Regions from separate parts of the Homo sapiens genome. Here region 2 is linked to region 1. Evidence: read pairs that join two places in POLR2A ChIA-PET (ENCODE). Cell type or tissue: Panc1. All regions are shown on one strand.

Region 1 (8,000 bases):
AATTTCTTTCCGAGGCTCTATTTTCTACATCTTCTATGATACACATGTAACTCACCAACAGACAAAAGGACAATGGCTGGCCATACTTTAGAGTCACCAGGAGGCTTGAGTCTCAGCCCTCAGGTCTGCGGTGATGTCTGTGTTCTGCACGTGTTTTTCAACACAACCTACTTCAACTACATTCACTCTCAACAATCTGCAAAGGTAAAGGTGGCTTTGGAAGAGTGAAGCCGGGAAAAAGGCTTGTTCCCACTTTTTACGGAAGGAACTTCTCTCTGCAGTCTGTTCAGAAATAAGCTCCCCAAGCAAACGTGCAATGAAAGAAAACACACACTATCTAAAACAATTCACTTGAGCTTTATTTATTTTTTTTTAACAAGGTCTTGCTCTGTACCCAGGCTGGAGTGCAGCAGCATGATCACAGCTCACTGCAGGCTTGACCTCCTGGGCTCAGCCATCCTCCTGCCTCAGTCTTCCCAGTAGCTGGGACTACAGGTACATGCCACCATGCCCAGCTAATTTTTTGTATTTTTTTGTAGAGACAGGGTTTCACTATGTTGCCCATGCTGGTCTCAGACTGATGGGCTCAAGCGATCCTCCTGCCTCAGCTTCCCTCCTCCCTCCTCCATCTCTACCAAAAAAAGAAAAAATACAAAAAAACTGAAGGGATTACAGGTATGAGCCACCATGCTTCCCAGCACTTTGGGAAGCCTAGGCAGGTGGATTACCTGAGGTCAGGAGTCCGAGACCAACCTGGCCACATGGTAAAGCCCTGTCTCTACTAAAAAAATACAAAAATTAGCCGGGCATGGTGGTGCGTGCCTATAATCCCAGCTACTCAGGAGGCTGAGGCATGAGAATCACTTGAACCCAGGAGGCAGAGGTTGCAGTGAGCCAAGATGGCGCCACTGCCCTCCAGCCTGGGCGACAGATTGAGACACTGTCTCAAAACAAAAAAAAAACAAAAAACAAAAAAAAAAAAGGCCGGGCACGGTGGCTCACACCTGTAATCCCAGCACTTTGGGAGGCTGAGACGGGTGGATCATGAGGTCAAGAGATGGAGACCATCCTGGCCAACATGGTGAAACCCCGTCTCTACTAAAAATACAAAAATTAGCTGGGCATGGTGGCACACGCCTGTAGTCTCAGCTACTCTGGAGGCGGAGGCAGGAGAATCGCTTGAACCTGGGAGGCAGAGGTTGCAGTGAGCCAAAATCACGCCATTGCACTCCAGCCTAGCGACAGAGCAAGACTCCGTCTCAAAAAAAAAGAAAAGAAAAAAAGAAAAAGGAAAACTTTACAGAAAATTTAAGTTAATAAATGCAGTTTAAAGAAGGGAAGCTGGCCAACATCATGAGTCATCAGAGAGATGCAAATCAAAAACACTGTGGGAGACCACCACACACCTGCTGAGACAGCTACTGTCAAAAAACCAGAAAATAACAAACGCTGGTGAGGATGTGAAGGAACCGGAACCCTTGTACACTGTCGACGGAAATGCCAAATGGAGTGACTGCTAAGGAAAACAATATGGAAGTGCCTCAAAAAATTAAAAATAGAATTACCATATAATCCAGCAATTCCACCTCTGGGAATATACCCAAAAGAGCTGAGAGCAGGGTCTCAAAGAGATATCTGCACACCCAGGTTCACAGCAGCATTATTCGCAATAGCCACGAGGTACAACTCAAATGTCCATGGACAGATGAATGGATAAATAAAATATAACATATACATATAATGGAATATTATGCAGCCTTCAACTGTAACATGATAGGCCACAGCATGGATGAACCTTGAAGACACTATGCTAAGTGAAATATGCCAATCACAAAAAGACAAATATTGTATGATTCCACCTACGTGAGGTACCTGTAGTAATCAAATTCATAGCAACAGAAAGTGGAATGGTGGGTGCCAAGAGCTGGGGGAGGAGGAAACGGGTACAGAATTTTCATTCTGCAAGATGAAAAAGGTGTGAAGATTCTGCTGTACAACACTAAGGCAACTGAACTGTATGCTCCAGATGGTTAGGATGATAACATTTATATTATGTCTTTTACCACAATTTTAGAATTTTTTTAAAGGCAGTGGGGGAAGGCCATAATGAGTAGCCTATTTTGTTGTCTTCATGTAGTCTCTGAAGAAATTTGTGTCCGGTAACTCACGCTGCAGCCATCCCCACATCTACCTTCTTTCAATCTGGGCGTGATAACCTACAGAACAATTCCAACGCAGTTAAAAAAAAAAAGTCAACCCTCTCTCCAATTGCTTTTACGAGGCAAAAAGTGATCCTGATCCCCAGCGCTAATAAACAAAAAAGAAAACGACACATAAATCCCATCTGGGAATACAGACATGGAAACCTACGCAACAGAAGTCAGCTGAAGAGTGCACCCCAATTAGCTGGAATTAGCGGCGGAATGCAAGGCGGGCGCCCCGAGGGAAGGCGCTCCAGGAAAGGAGGGTGACTCACTGTTCACTTTCTATGTGTCTGTAATGTTTGGAATGACTACAAAGGCTTTTATTATTCCTACAATAAAAAGAGTTATGCACACCCGAAGTTTTGTAAAACCATGATCTCAGAAATGATACCACTCAAGACACGTATTCCAAAGGAGGTAACTGTCTAAACTGCTCATTTTCAATCCCAGTTGGGCCTATCGAGTCACCTAGGATGCTTTTAAAATTAAAAAGCCAGAGGTCCCAGTTCCAGGCCAATGGAATCTCTAGGGGAAGGACCTGAGCAGTATCTTTAACCTTCACAGTTGATTCTGATGCACAAAGGAGAAGTCCCGCCAAGGTTTACAGAGGGGTTAAGGCTTCTCTACATTTAAGATTCCATCCGGCCAGTCCTTCGGCATCAGCGTTCCCAAATGTTTTGAGTTCTGACCAATACGGCTACAACTAAAGCAGAAGCGCTCTAGAAACAAAGGGGGAGTGTGAGTGAGTGTGAGAGTGTGTGTGTAAGAGTGTGAGAGTGTGTGTGAGTGAGTGTATTTGTGAGTGTGTGTGAGTGACAGTGTGAGTGTGTGTATGAGTGTGTGTGAGTAAGTGTATTTGTGAGTGTGTGACAGTGTGTGTGTGTGAGACAGCGAGTGTGTGTATGTGGGAGTGTGTGTGAGAGTGTGTGTGTGTGAGAGACAGGGAGTGTGTGTGTATGCAAATGTGTGTGTGTGACAGAGTGTGTGTAAGTGTGTGTGTGAGAGACAGCGAGAGTGTGTGAGAGAGACAGAGAAAGAGGGGGTGTGTGTGTGCGCGCAAGCACGCGTCTCAGCCTGAAAGCTGAGAAGGAAGGTCCCACTGGGCAGAGGCAGTAAGGGAAAGGCTGGGGTACACACATGCTTCCCTGAGAGGACCCACAGGCATCCTAGGGGCCCACCAGAGGAGGCAGGGCAGGAGCAGGCTCGGGATAAAACCCTCCAAGTCCAGCCTGCCAGGCTCCGTGTGCTGTGTGGAAAAGCGGAGGCTTATTCTGTACAACCACGAAGCCCTTGGAAGTCTGCAGGCCAGGAAGAGGCACGATCAGATCTGTGTTTTCAGTCCTTGGAATAGCTGGAAGGCGACAACTGGCGCTGAAGGCAGCCTGTGCGTGTCTGCTGAGAGAATCAACGAATGAATGGGCAGGAGGAACAAGGGTGGCCTCCCAGTCAGAGGCCAGGGTCACAGAGCCACCTACTCAGAGCCAGCACACACTGGGACGTCCCAGGGCTGCACGTGATGACATGCAACTTCCAAACTTCAGGGGAGGGGACTTGACCATGAGGAAGGAGCATAGACCCAGACTCTACCGTTCCCCAAAGCCACCCGCAGATCAGAGCACCGAACGTACAAAACCAAAACCACCCACAAAATTCTGCAAAAAGCCAATAAGTGAGATAGCCTAAGCTGTCAGTCTGCCTAACAAGACTGGCAACTTCAACAACACAAAATTAGAACCTCTCAAATGAAAGCTCCCCTGTGGCTACGGGGAAGAGGCGCCCTGGGGGAAGTAGCCCTGGGCTGAGACTAGCTTGAATGCTCTCCTTTCTAAAGCTAACAGCAAAGTCGCCTGGAACCAGGGTGGCTGGTCTCGCTTCCAAATCATAAAGGAAGAAAGAGCTCTAGAAGACAGCATCTTCAAAGAAGAGGGCAGTGATCAACTGTGTGAGTTACAACACCAAATATGAAAACTGGCAGAAAGAATCACTTGCACACTGTTTGCATAAAATAAAACCACAATGAAATGACCTAGAAAGGGAGGCAATAAAAGGGTATCAGGAAAAGTATGAAATACACACACACAGGATTTCTCTACTGGTAAAATTGCAAAGCAACGGAAACATCCAATTATGCCGAAAGAACGACTAAAACATATGGTAAAAGCCGTGAGTGTGGATCGGGGAAGGGGCAAGGCAGCAGCCACACAGGGAAACCCAAGCCCGTCTCTTGAGACCTGACAGTCCAACAGACAAGACACATGGCATGCGACGTGAAATACGATATAATCAAGCTTCATTTAACTGATCTATCTGAAACCCCGTGTCCCAGAGAAAATACAATCGATTTGCAAGTATCCAAGGAATAACCACAAACACTGAAGGCATTCTCAGCCAAAGAAAATTTCAATAAATTCTCCAAAGTAAAAAACTGTACTAGACACCACCTGGCCCCAATGCAATAATTCTAGAGGGTAACTAGAAAATAAGAGTAAACAACTTGAAAAAAAAAAAAAAAAAAGAACAACTCTGTTGAGTTAAAGACTCCTTAGAAGGTACACGGAGAACACCCCAAGGTCCATCCGGTTCTACAAACTCACTGGGCATCAGGTGGCCGTGTTTCTGCAACCCCTCATGGAAACACAAGCCCCCAGTCCCCACCTCATAAGTCTACTGATGTTGCTACTAACAAATATTCCCTGAATAGAGTTCAGATTTCCAAAGGGGAAAACCTAGAACACTCCATCTATTATCATTGCTACCACCGAGCTGACCAGATCCCTAACTACCTGGCTACAGCCCAGCTGCTCCCTTCATTCCATCAGCTACGGACTGGTTGGTGGAACCAGGTGGACCTGGGTGTGGTCGCCCTCACCTGAGCAAGGGAAGGAGCGGGCTTCTCCACAGGTGGCAGGAAACCCAGCAGGTGCCTTCACCATCTGGGTGGGAGCTTCCGGTCCTGCACTAACTCTTAGATGAACACACAATGGCCAATCAGAGAAGCCCCACAAAGTACAGATACCTGAGGGCAAGCTTCTCAGGTATAAAGAGTTGTCTCTGCAGCATCCGCCACTCAGGGTGGCAGGGATCCTGGCTCTGATCCTCTCCACCAAGGGTCCACTGTGGCTGCCCCTGTGCCACACCTCCCAAAGCGGGACTCAGCATCACTGGGTCACTGGGTGAGGGGCTTCAGTGACACCTGTCTGTGCAGAGGTGAGCACCAAGAACCAAGAACCCAGGGAGCCAGGGAGGCACGGGAAGGAGGTAACCTGACGCGGATATGGAGCCATGAGAATAATTCCTTATTGCAATGAGCGCAGCTCCAATACCACTTAGGGAAGTGCAAGGCTGCTGCAGAAGCTGCAGGGCTGGAAGGTCGAGGACTGCTGCAGGAGACTCCAAGCAGGCAGGGAAGATGGAGAGCCCACGTGTCAGGGTGTAGTGGTGAGACCGCAGCTCCACACCCTCTTGGTGTTAGGGCCTTCCCCTCATCCTCCAAGGAGTGCTCCTGCTGTAGGTCTGAACTCATCCTCCTGATTACCCACCTGGCAACCTCCCGCCCACCCTCACACGTCATCTGCGACCTCAGGTTCCCTACCTCCCACAACACAGCCCCATCCTGCTCCCCAGTCTGGTCCCGGTTAAGCACCTTGTTCACCCTGGAATTGAGACCTGGCCCCCCGTGTAGGGGAGAACAGTATCATGGTTGAGACAGCCTGGACTTAACTCCTGGCTTCTGCACTTCCCAGCTCACACAAGTCCCTAAACCCCATGGTTCCTCAGTTTCCCGATCTGTTAAACAGAGACAGTAAGAGTCCCTCCCCTCCTATGGTTGTAAGGTTGTAAAGCGCTGAAAACACAGGATGGCATGCAGCCCTATTCTATTACTATTATTACTATAAGCACAATATATGTGTTATGCATGAACACCAAACAAGAATCAGAAAGAGGGAATACATAAATGTGATTAGTTAGCGAAGTAGGATTATGTATTTTTAATATTTCTACTATCAAGAATAATGTTACCTTAATTAAGCAAAGCTTTTTTTACATTTTCTGCCAGACAGGCAACGTTCACATTAGTTTGACACCAGGTCCATTTGCCGCCAATGAAAATAACTATTTCCAAAGTTTCAAAAGACCCTTATAATTCAAAGGAATATTAGAGAGTCAAAATGATGTCCAAGTCACAGGCATCCTCAAATGCAGAATGTGAAATAGAGTTTGCAGAAAATTAAAATCAACATGCCGGTGCCTTGTGTCTCCAATTCCCCTCGGTTAATATCCAGACCTAAGTGCCACACACAAGATTTACTGCGTGGTATTTCAGATACTTGCTATGTTCACGGACACATTAATTATCCTCTTGGCTTTAGTTTCATCATAAAATGGAAACAAAACCATTTACTCCACTGAGTTTTCCTGAGGATTAAGAAAGTGAAATAACCTAGTACAGTGACTGCCTGTAGCTGCTCTACAAATTTTAGCCACCACCTCCCTTCCTCCTCTTTTTTTAATTATCATTTTTTTAAACCGAGTTTCGCTCTGGTTGCCCAGGCTGGAGTGCAATGGCGCAATCTCGGCTCACTGCAACTTCGACCTCCTGGGCTCAAGCGATTCTCCTGCCTTAGCCTCCCAAGTAGCTGGGATTACAGGCCAGGCCTGGTTAATTTTGTATTTTTAGTAAAGATGGGGATTCACCATGTTGGCCAGGCTGGTCTGGAACTCTTGACCTCAAGTGATCCACCTGCCTCGGCCTCCCAAAGTGTTGGGATTACAGGTGTGAGCCACCGTGCCCAGCCTCTTTCTCCTCTTTCTCCCGAAGTTTACTTTGTTTCCTTAAAGACAACGGGAGGGGTCAGGTGTAGTGAGCAGGAGATGACCATCCTCAACCTCGCCAGGCCAAATCTCAACCCAAACAACAATTGTTATTTTTGTACATTCCCTTCCAGACCCCATTTGCGAGCTCTACTGCATTGCCTATTTGCAAATCCTAGTAGCACAAGAGGACAACCACAAACAACCTGACATTCGAAGTCACACAAGCGCAAGTTTTTCCCATCATGCCTAGTTGGCAATCATCGGCTGAGCAGTAAATCAGAATTTTGTCCCGAATGTTACTCACCTGTTAGTCGCAGCCCTCCAACACAGGTTCGCTGTGGAAATCACTGCCATTTTACCCATCTTCTTGAGCATGAAAAAAACCCCCATCTTCCCAGAATAACGATCCCACTCCCAATTTAGCAAGCAGCCAATTTCTAGACAATTTGACTAATGACAAAAAAATCAGTGTTTATGACATCATCTCCCAGCTTTTCACTATTTCCTTTTCACCTTGAAAAGCTAATGGTTTTCCTCTGAGCCAGTTGAGGACAGCCGGTTTTCCTATTGCAAAAGGTTGTATTCAAGTTTTCACAGAAGAGATGGGATTAGCCAGGTTAATGTGGGTTCAACACAGAAGTCTCTCTGGATGGCCAGTAAACTCAGCAGCTCACGGGGGTGCAGAGACAGTGGCTGTCAGAAGTCTGACTACCCAGCCTGGTGAGTTTCAGAAACTGACAATTAAAGCCAGGACACAGCCTGTCCGCTGACCTTCCCTGAGGGGGAACTGCCGAGGAGTTCAAGGACTCAGCTGACCAGAGAGAGGTGCATTGATGCTGGGTGCCTCTCATGTGGTTTTCACTGGACAGTCTCCTCTTCTTCATTACCTTTTTTCTCTCTGGGATGAAAGAATGCTGTGACTCCTTCAATGATTCAACCGTCAGCTTAGTTTCTGAAGTGTTGTTTTGGGTAATAAAAGTA
Region 2 (8,000 bases), 640 kb before region 1:
AATTCCCTGGTAAAGCCACTTCAGCATGCCAAAAGTGAAAGCAAATGTTTCCCTTCTTTACAGCAAATTCATAAAATGTGAGCCCAGCCCAATCCCTAGAGAGCTGATGTGACTTTGACTTTTCAACTCTTTCCAAGCTTAAAAAAAAAAAATAAAAAAAATTTAAAGATGCACGTTTGTTCATTTTACAAGCATCCCTAGGGAAGTTAATAATGGCATTTAAAAATTACAAGATACACCCCTCCTCACTTCAGCGAAGCAACAAAAAAGTACGTTTCCTAAGTGTTAGGCTACAAAATGATTTTTAAAATCATACGTTCAGAATTTTGTTTTCACTATTTGTTTTTAAATCTGTTCAGGACAGAAACATTTATTAAGGGTCTACTCTGTGCTAGGCACCAAGCGTTTTCAAGTTGAACACAACTGGGCAGAATGAAACCACAGGTGGGGCAGGAAGCCAGAAACCTATGAAGTTTTCTATACCCACAAATGTGTTTTATTTAACGAGTTTAATCAATCTAGGGTTAAAAGAAGATAGGCAGAAATGAAATTGCCAGGTCAGAGGTCAAATACATTGTTAGGGTTTTTATTACTGTTTGACAAATTTCTCTCCAGATGGCTATCTCAATTTACATTTTTCCCACTAAAATGTAAAAGGGGAACTATTTTCCATCACCTTCACCAACACTGGGCCTTTGTTTTTAACACTGAACTTAACCAGATGAAAAGAAAGAGGTCACCTTTTTTTTTTTTTTGAGATGGAGTCTCACTCTGTCACCAGGCTGGAGTAGAGTGGCGCACTCTTGGCTCACTGCAACCTCCGCCTCCTGGGTTCAAGTGATTCTCCTGCCTCAGCCTCCCCAGTAGCTGGGACTACAGGTGCACGTCACCACACCCAGCTAATTTCTGTATTTTTAGTAGAGATAGGGTTTCACCATGTTGGCCAGGATGGTCTTGATCTCTTCACCTTGTGATATGCCTGCCTCTACCTCCCAAAGTGCTAGGATTACAGGCTTGAGCCACTGCATCCGGCCCAGAAGTCACCTGTCATTTTAATTGTTACTCTTTAATCAACAAAGCCAAATATATTTATATCTTAATTGCTCCTTTGTTTCTTCTTTTATGAATTTTGTGTCCATTTCCTTTAGTTAGGAAATATTTTTCTTATTGTTTTATAAGAACTCTTTACATATAGAAGACAATGCTCTATATGTAATACATATTTTTGTTGGTCTTTTAATTTTGCTACAAGTGTTTGTGCTGTTCAGAAGGTGTTCTGTTGTTCAGATGCTGTCAAAGTAATCCCCTTTCATTTATTTTCTGCCCTTGAAGTTCATCCCCAAGAATATAGGAACACTCAAAAATTCATTTTTTGAGGAAAGGATTCTGTCTTTGGAATGGCTATGAGCATAAAGAGAAAAAACAATAATTTGACCTAGTTTCACAATAACCCAGCTCCCCAAGAGGCAAAATGCATAGCTATCCTGTGAAGTCAGGGGAGCAGAGGAAAGCTGACCCCACTTCCTTAAAATACTTTCTCTTGGCATTAAAAAATAGGTTGCAATGGCTCAGAGATGAGAATCATGCCAAATGTGCATTTGATCCATGCTTACGGATAAATTTAGGCAAGATTTAATAAATTCTCTGCCTACAAACAGTAGAGAGATAATGCTTTGAAAAAAAATAGCTCAGGCTGTGAGTAAAGAATGGGATCATTCCAACTTTTGGTCATATGAGATCACTCCAATTGTAACAATACTGGCAAGCTCCTCAGTGGGACCCATTAGAAGGCAGTGCGAGGCAGAGCAGGGAGGATGGATGCTGTAGTCACATGCCCTTTGAAGTCTGGTTCTGACTCCCAACCATGTGACCCTGGACAACCCAACCGAGGGTGGGGACGTCCCTGGACCGTGCAAGCTGGCTGGCAGTGGAAGTGACAACACCCACCTCTGTGGGTTGTCATAGCAATCAAATGAAGGAGCAGAGGCTGCTCATTCCCTGCGCGGAGGAGTCAGGCGTACTTGCACTCTTCATGGAAGGGGCTGTAATCATTTGCATTTTATTAGAAATTTTAAAAAACCACACCGCCAGGAAAACCACTCACCTTGAACAGCCTCCTTTATTTGAGCGCACCACACACAGGCAGAAGTTTACTTGGACTTTGACTATTTTCAAGTCGGCCCCAGTGAACCAAATTTGTTGTAAAATATCACATACGGCATTGGGCCCTGAGTAGAGAAAACATCTCAGCTAAACCATTAATTTAATAGCCACAGAATCAAACTGATTCCCTAGGAGGCCAAGAAAACAGGAAAAGACAGCACCCTCTTGGTACCCAACGCTGTGTTCTATTTCCCACAAAAGAATTCACGGTGAATACTGAGTTAGCCAGTCTCGTATCTTCCCTAAGCGTGTGGAAAAAGGGCCCTGCCCCTGAGCCTGGCACACCCCAAACCACAAGCCAATCTGCAACGGGGGTAGAGAGCCAACCCACACTCCTGCAGGCCTGGGTGCTCCAGATGGAAGTGAAACTGCTAACAGATTTTACACCAGACAGCATTCAATGACTTTCCACTGCTCACGGGCTAAAGAGCAAAGCCCCCACCCCTCGCCATGTTTCTCCTTGCCTTTTCTCTCCCTTGAGCTACAACTGCCTTCTTCCCTCCCCAAATACATCCAGCCCATCACAGGCCGTTTGCTGCTGCTCCTCTGGGATGACACACACTCCTATGCCATCTGAGACCTGAAGCAAGAGCAGCGGCTCCCTAGAAAACTCCCACTCGCCAGCAGCCCTTTCCGGATCCCACTTTTGTTATACACGCTCCAGCACCAGCCACCTCCCCGCTTTAAGTGACGCTGGCCACACTGCTAACTGTATGATTATGGGGTGACTCTGGCCAATGTCACCATCCCTTCTAGACTCCAAGGACCCCCTGAGGCCAAAGACCTTGCCTGTTTCTGCTCACCAGCACCAGTAGGGTATCTAGCACATTCGCAGATGTACAATCAATATTTGGTGAATCAATATATGAACAGATACCACGCAAGAAAACTTAGTGCTTTTGAGTATTTGGCCAAAACACACAAAAGGGGGAAAAAAAAAAAACCATACCAAAGATTCTGAATTCTGACTCATGCACAATATTCCCATTAACAAAGGGTTCTTGCAGACTACCACTAGCCAGGTGTCACCTAAGTCCCCTACACAGCAGATGGACAAGGCCACCCTGCGGGCCACACGGCGCCACTATATGCTAATTCACTGTTAATTACAGCCTCTCCTCGAACTGCAGGAGGAGCCTCATTCTACAGGGAGGCCCGCGCCAATTAGGCACATTCACAAAGGAATATTTTAAAGTAATTACCAGCTTATATTCATCTTTCTTTTAATTTATCAGTAGATCACCTGGAATAATAGCAATAAAGTGGTTCTAGTTATCTGTGATTTATTTTCCTCTTTTATTCTCTTCCTTACCATTTCTTGTAGTTTTTTCAGGGAGAATGGGGAGATAAAGGGAGAGAGGCAAGAAGGCGTTATTATTTACCTAAAAACACTTTCCCTGGCCTCTATCTCCTTAAGGAGAATGAAGAGTTCTGTTGGTTTCTGAATCCACAGTTTCTGCTCAAAAAGATATAAGTCTTCTCATTGAAGGAAGGAAAAAGGTTTGGGTAACAGCTCTCAAAATATGCATTAAGTGTAAACAACTTTGGATTTTAAGATAGAACCCATTTGCTTATCAAATAAGCTGCCAAATTAAAAGGTGCTTACATCCCCAGGGCTGCTTGCCTCAAAAATCTCAGGTAAATAATATTAAATGTGGCCGGGTGCAGTGGCACAGGCCTGTAATCCCAGCACTTTTGGAAGCCGAGGCAGGCAGATGACTTGAGGCCAGGAGTTCAAGACCAGCCTGGCCAAAATGGCGAAATCCAGTCTCTACTAAAAATACAAAAATTAGCTGGGCATGGTGGTGCCTGCCTGTAATCCCAGCTACTCAGGAGGCAGAGGTTACACTGAGCCGAGATCGTACCACTGCACTCTATCCAGCCTGGGCGACAGCGTGAGCTCCATCTCAAAAAAAAAAAAAAAACAAAACTGAAATGCAAAATTCTCTTGTTACAATCTATACGTATTTGCTAACCTCACCTGGGAAAGAGAGGTTAACTCCAAATTAGAAGGACATCCTTAGGCATCATCAGAGATGCCTCACATTGGAGAGATAAAAGGCCACAAACATAACCTGGGCGGAGTCTCACTGGAAGCAGAAGCCAGAATCCAGAGACGTGGGGTCATTCCCTCCACAAGATCACAACATCGGCTGGCAGGCCAACCTGGAAGCAGGTGCCAGGTATGCGTCCGGCATGCAAGCCCAGGTGGCACTCAGCACACCTGGCCGGCCACCCCATGCAAAAGGACCACTGTGCCCAAGCAACCCTGGATGCGCTGGTCAGGATTTCCCAAGTTTGGTACACGTGAACCACAACTGTTCTTAACATGAGTTTCATGCATTTGCAGGTTCTAAGGAGTCAGGGAGACCCCCACACAGTCACGTTCTTTTCCCTTAGCACCTGAATACAATCAGCTATTAAGTAAGTATTTGTCAGTTTGAATAAGTACAAAGGCAAAGACCAATTCATAGATCATCTGGAAGGGCCCAGCACTCTAGGCGCTGCCCCTGAGATCTCATTACCAGGGCCAAGGGCTCCAGCTGACATAAATTATTTACTGCTGTCCTTGCCCTCTGATTATGCACACACATTAAATGCAACCAAGGGGCATCTGAGCCCCACTTTAACCAGGCACCGCCTCCACGCCACAGGAGGGGTGCAATCAATTCACAAGCACCCCTGAGATGAAAGGTGCTGGTGTAAAATCTGTCCACTCTCTCTTCCAGCACTGCGAACCCGCCCAGCGTACACCCAAGCAGCAGGTTACCTGGGCTTCACTGAGAAAAGAAAACGTGTGAAACAATAAGCCATCTGGAAAACAAAGTCCTGAAATTGCACTCAGATTACGATTACAAGTAGAAAATAAAGCATGTCTGATTGTTCTCCAGTGAGACTCTAGGCTGCGGACAGGAATGATTTTACATAATTATTAACATCAGTATTGATGGAGGACTGCCTAGCAGGGAGGCCGCTGGGCCGGGTTTGTGACCGCCACCTAGGATGTGGTCTCAACCCTTAAACCGTGCCCACAAGCATGCCAAACAGCAATGCTCCCAGTCACAGAACGGTGACCATATGTTCCACAACTGGAACAGGGAGGGAAGGATTTCTTTGTCTCCTATGTAAATCTAATTTATATGAAAACTACAAAGGTAGGAAATGAAAATCATTAATATCATTGATGAATGCTCTTTAAAGAAATGAAGACAGTTATACCAAATCTAGATTTCAACAGAAACTCAAGGTTGTTTTTTCTCTATACAATGTTCCTCACAACTGGTTTACTATCCTGCTTATCAATCTAAAGATCCAAGCCTCCCTGGGCTCCCTGTTCAGAGAACACATGTGGAGAGGGATTCTCTAATTACACAGCGTCTGTAATCTGCAGGCCTGGGCACCACAGGGAAGTACACAGGCATCATAAATCACCACCTCAAAACAGGAATCAGAACCACCCACCCCATGTTATCACAGATGTGTGCAACTGCAGACAAACCACTCCTCCAAAAATCAGCTCCTTCACAATAACTATTCATTATGAAAATATGAAGGCTGCATTGAGGATGGCCATGACCTTGAATATTAACATCATTTTCTATTATATTCGTTGCAGCATCCTGACCTCAAGGGGCTTGCAGTCTGAAAGGGAGACTCTTCATCTCCAACGAAAGTGTTGTGTGGGCCACAAGGGAGTCAAACCAAGACCACCTTTGCAGCTGCCTGGGAAGGTGCTCTGGCAAGACAGCATGAAGTGGCAGTCCCTACACTAGGCAGGGGAACATTTCAACTGGCAAAATGAAGTGAGAGGTGGAGGATCCAGTAGGGCAGAGTCCTCCCCTCGGGGCAGTGGAAGGTCAACACACTAGCCCATCCAGGGAGCTGACTCGGCTATGGGGTTGCAGGCAGGCGGCTGGCAGGCTTCCGGAGGTCATGGGCACAGTTTCAATGAGGAAGACGGTGCCTTAGGAAGAAAGCCAAGCTAACGTCAGTCAACCATCCTACTGGGCCGCTCTTCAGAGGGGCTGAAAAGGATTACAGGCAGAGGACAGGTGAAACGAAACTGGGCTACAGGACAAGAATGAGAAGGCTGTGGGCAGGGGGTGGTGTCAAGGCAGGAAGTAGGACCTGCAAGAGTTTTCTGAACCAGAGCACACCTGTGGCCCAGTCTTAGCGCACCTCCTCCCCAGCCCAGGGTTTCCACTCCAGGGCAGGGAGCTCACGGGAGCACAGTGCGTTTGAGGATGGCGGGTCTGCAATGTGGATGTGTGCGGAAGCGCTGTGCTATGGGCTGTATTGAGCTCTCCTGAAATTTGTATTTAAAGCTCAACCCCCAATGCGATGGTATCTGAGGTGGGATCTTTGGAAGGTAATTAGGGTTGGACAAGGTCATAAGGATGGGGCCCTCATGATGGAATTAGCACCCTTAGAAAAAGAGACAGCAGAGAGCTGGCATGCTCTGCACCACGTGAGGATAGCAAGAAGGCAGACATCTAGAAGTCAGGACAAGAGTCTCTCCAGAGTCCAACCATGCCAGCACCCTGATCTTGGACTTCCAGCCTCTAGAACTGTGAGAAAATGCATTTCTGTGGTTTAAGGCACCCAGCGTCTGGTATTTTGTTATGGCAGCCCAAGCGGACAAGTGCACGGTGGACTCCAAGATGACGAGGTATCATAAGGATACAGCAGATCCTGTCTGGCCAACGAAGAAGCTAGAGCCATGTTCGGTGCAGACTCAAGCAGGCACACAGGATGACTGTGGCTCTATCGGGTAGCAGTCAACACAGATCAGAAGCCAGGAGCTGGGCTGGAGCTTACTCCAATGGTGGAGACAAGCCTGTCACCATATCTGTGACTAGGAGCTAAAAGTGCTGGCCCTGCACAGAGTTGGGGCAAATGCAGGAAAAGCATTGCTGCTGGCAACTTTACCATTATCCTACCCTAGCTAAATGGAGCTGTTGCCCAGTGCCAAACCGTCCCTGAGGAAGGAAACACCAGGTATTCTCAGGTGGTTGGCCACTCACTCCCTGCACCCAGCCCAGTGACTTCACCTCATGCACCTGGCGAGCAAGACTCCATTTACCAACCTCTGAAACACGAAGCCAAGAGTTGCGCCTTCAATCCTGCCAAGCGCCAAATATGCCCACAGCCTCCCACTACACTTTCTGGCCTGTGAGTTGGGAGTGAAAGTGGCCACATAACTTCTGAGCCACAGCATACAACAGCAAACAGAAGACCTCCAGAGCTCCTGTTCCTCCGGTACAGAACCAGGGACGTTTACCATAAGGATGCTCCCTCAGCACGGGACCCCAGAGCACTGAGACAGGCAGGAGCCCCTCTGCCATCCTCAGCGCGCATGCAGGTCCGGGGTCAAAGTGAGGAGCAGGCCTTCTCTACTGAAAACTCAAGACATGTAGGCTGCCTATAACCACAGCACGCCCAGCCTGCCTTCCCCACTCCCTCTCGCACTTCTTCCACAGCCCAGCCCCCAGTTCTTACCTCTTGGAATCTCGAATGATCGTGCCCAGCAGCCCTTGCTATTTTCTCCACCTGTTGTGGAGGCTTCCCGCTCATTCTGAAGCTCTCCCTGCCCCATGTCCCCATGTCCTCTGGCCATTTTAACAGGGACTTCTCCTGCTAGGGACTCAATTTCATTGTGTTCTCTTCCAAGCACCAGTGGCCACATCTGCTTTTCCTTATGTTCCCACAGCTTGTTTACGGTCATCATCAGTGATCAAGAAAAAGTGCTCAGAAAGCTGCCTCACTAGGACCTGGTCACAAACCCTCCCCACCATCAAGAAAGAAAACTGCCAAAAATAAGGCAAGAAGGAAACAAA

The links. Peaks named below come from ENCODE experiments on the same cell type or tissue, not always from the same donor. Only the 100,000 strongest peaks of a DNase experiment are listed, where the experiment ranks them.
Region 2: POLR2A ChIA-PET joins it to region 1 with 12 read pairs; 2 of 35 experiments call an interaction of 5 or more read pairs at or near these places.

The regions. Positions count from the first base shown.
Region 1 is chr2:234,965,097-234,973,096 of GRCh38, reverse strand. All of the region lies in intron 1 of SH3BP4 (SH3 domain binding protein 4), which reads right to left. Among named protein-coding and RNA genes, the nearest start is that of SH3BP4, 17 kb to the right of the region's middle. RefSeq lists an enhancer at 7,720-8,000. In Panc1, no CTCF peak of the experiment used is centred here; no DNase peak of the experiment used is centred here; H3K4me3 peaks cover 3,623 bases; H3K27ac peaks cover 7,804 bases.
Region 2 is chr2:235,609,115-235,617,114 of GRCh38, reverse strand. The region is part of intron 1 of AGAP1 (ArfGAP with GTPase domain, ankyrin repeat and PH domain 1); the gene reads right to left. Among named protein-coding and RNA genes, the nearest start is that of TNRC17, 95 kb to the right of the region's middle. In Panc1, no CTCF peak of the experiment used is centred here; no DNase peak of the experiment used is centred here.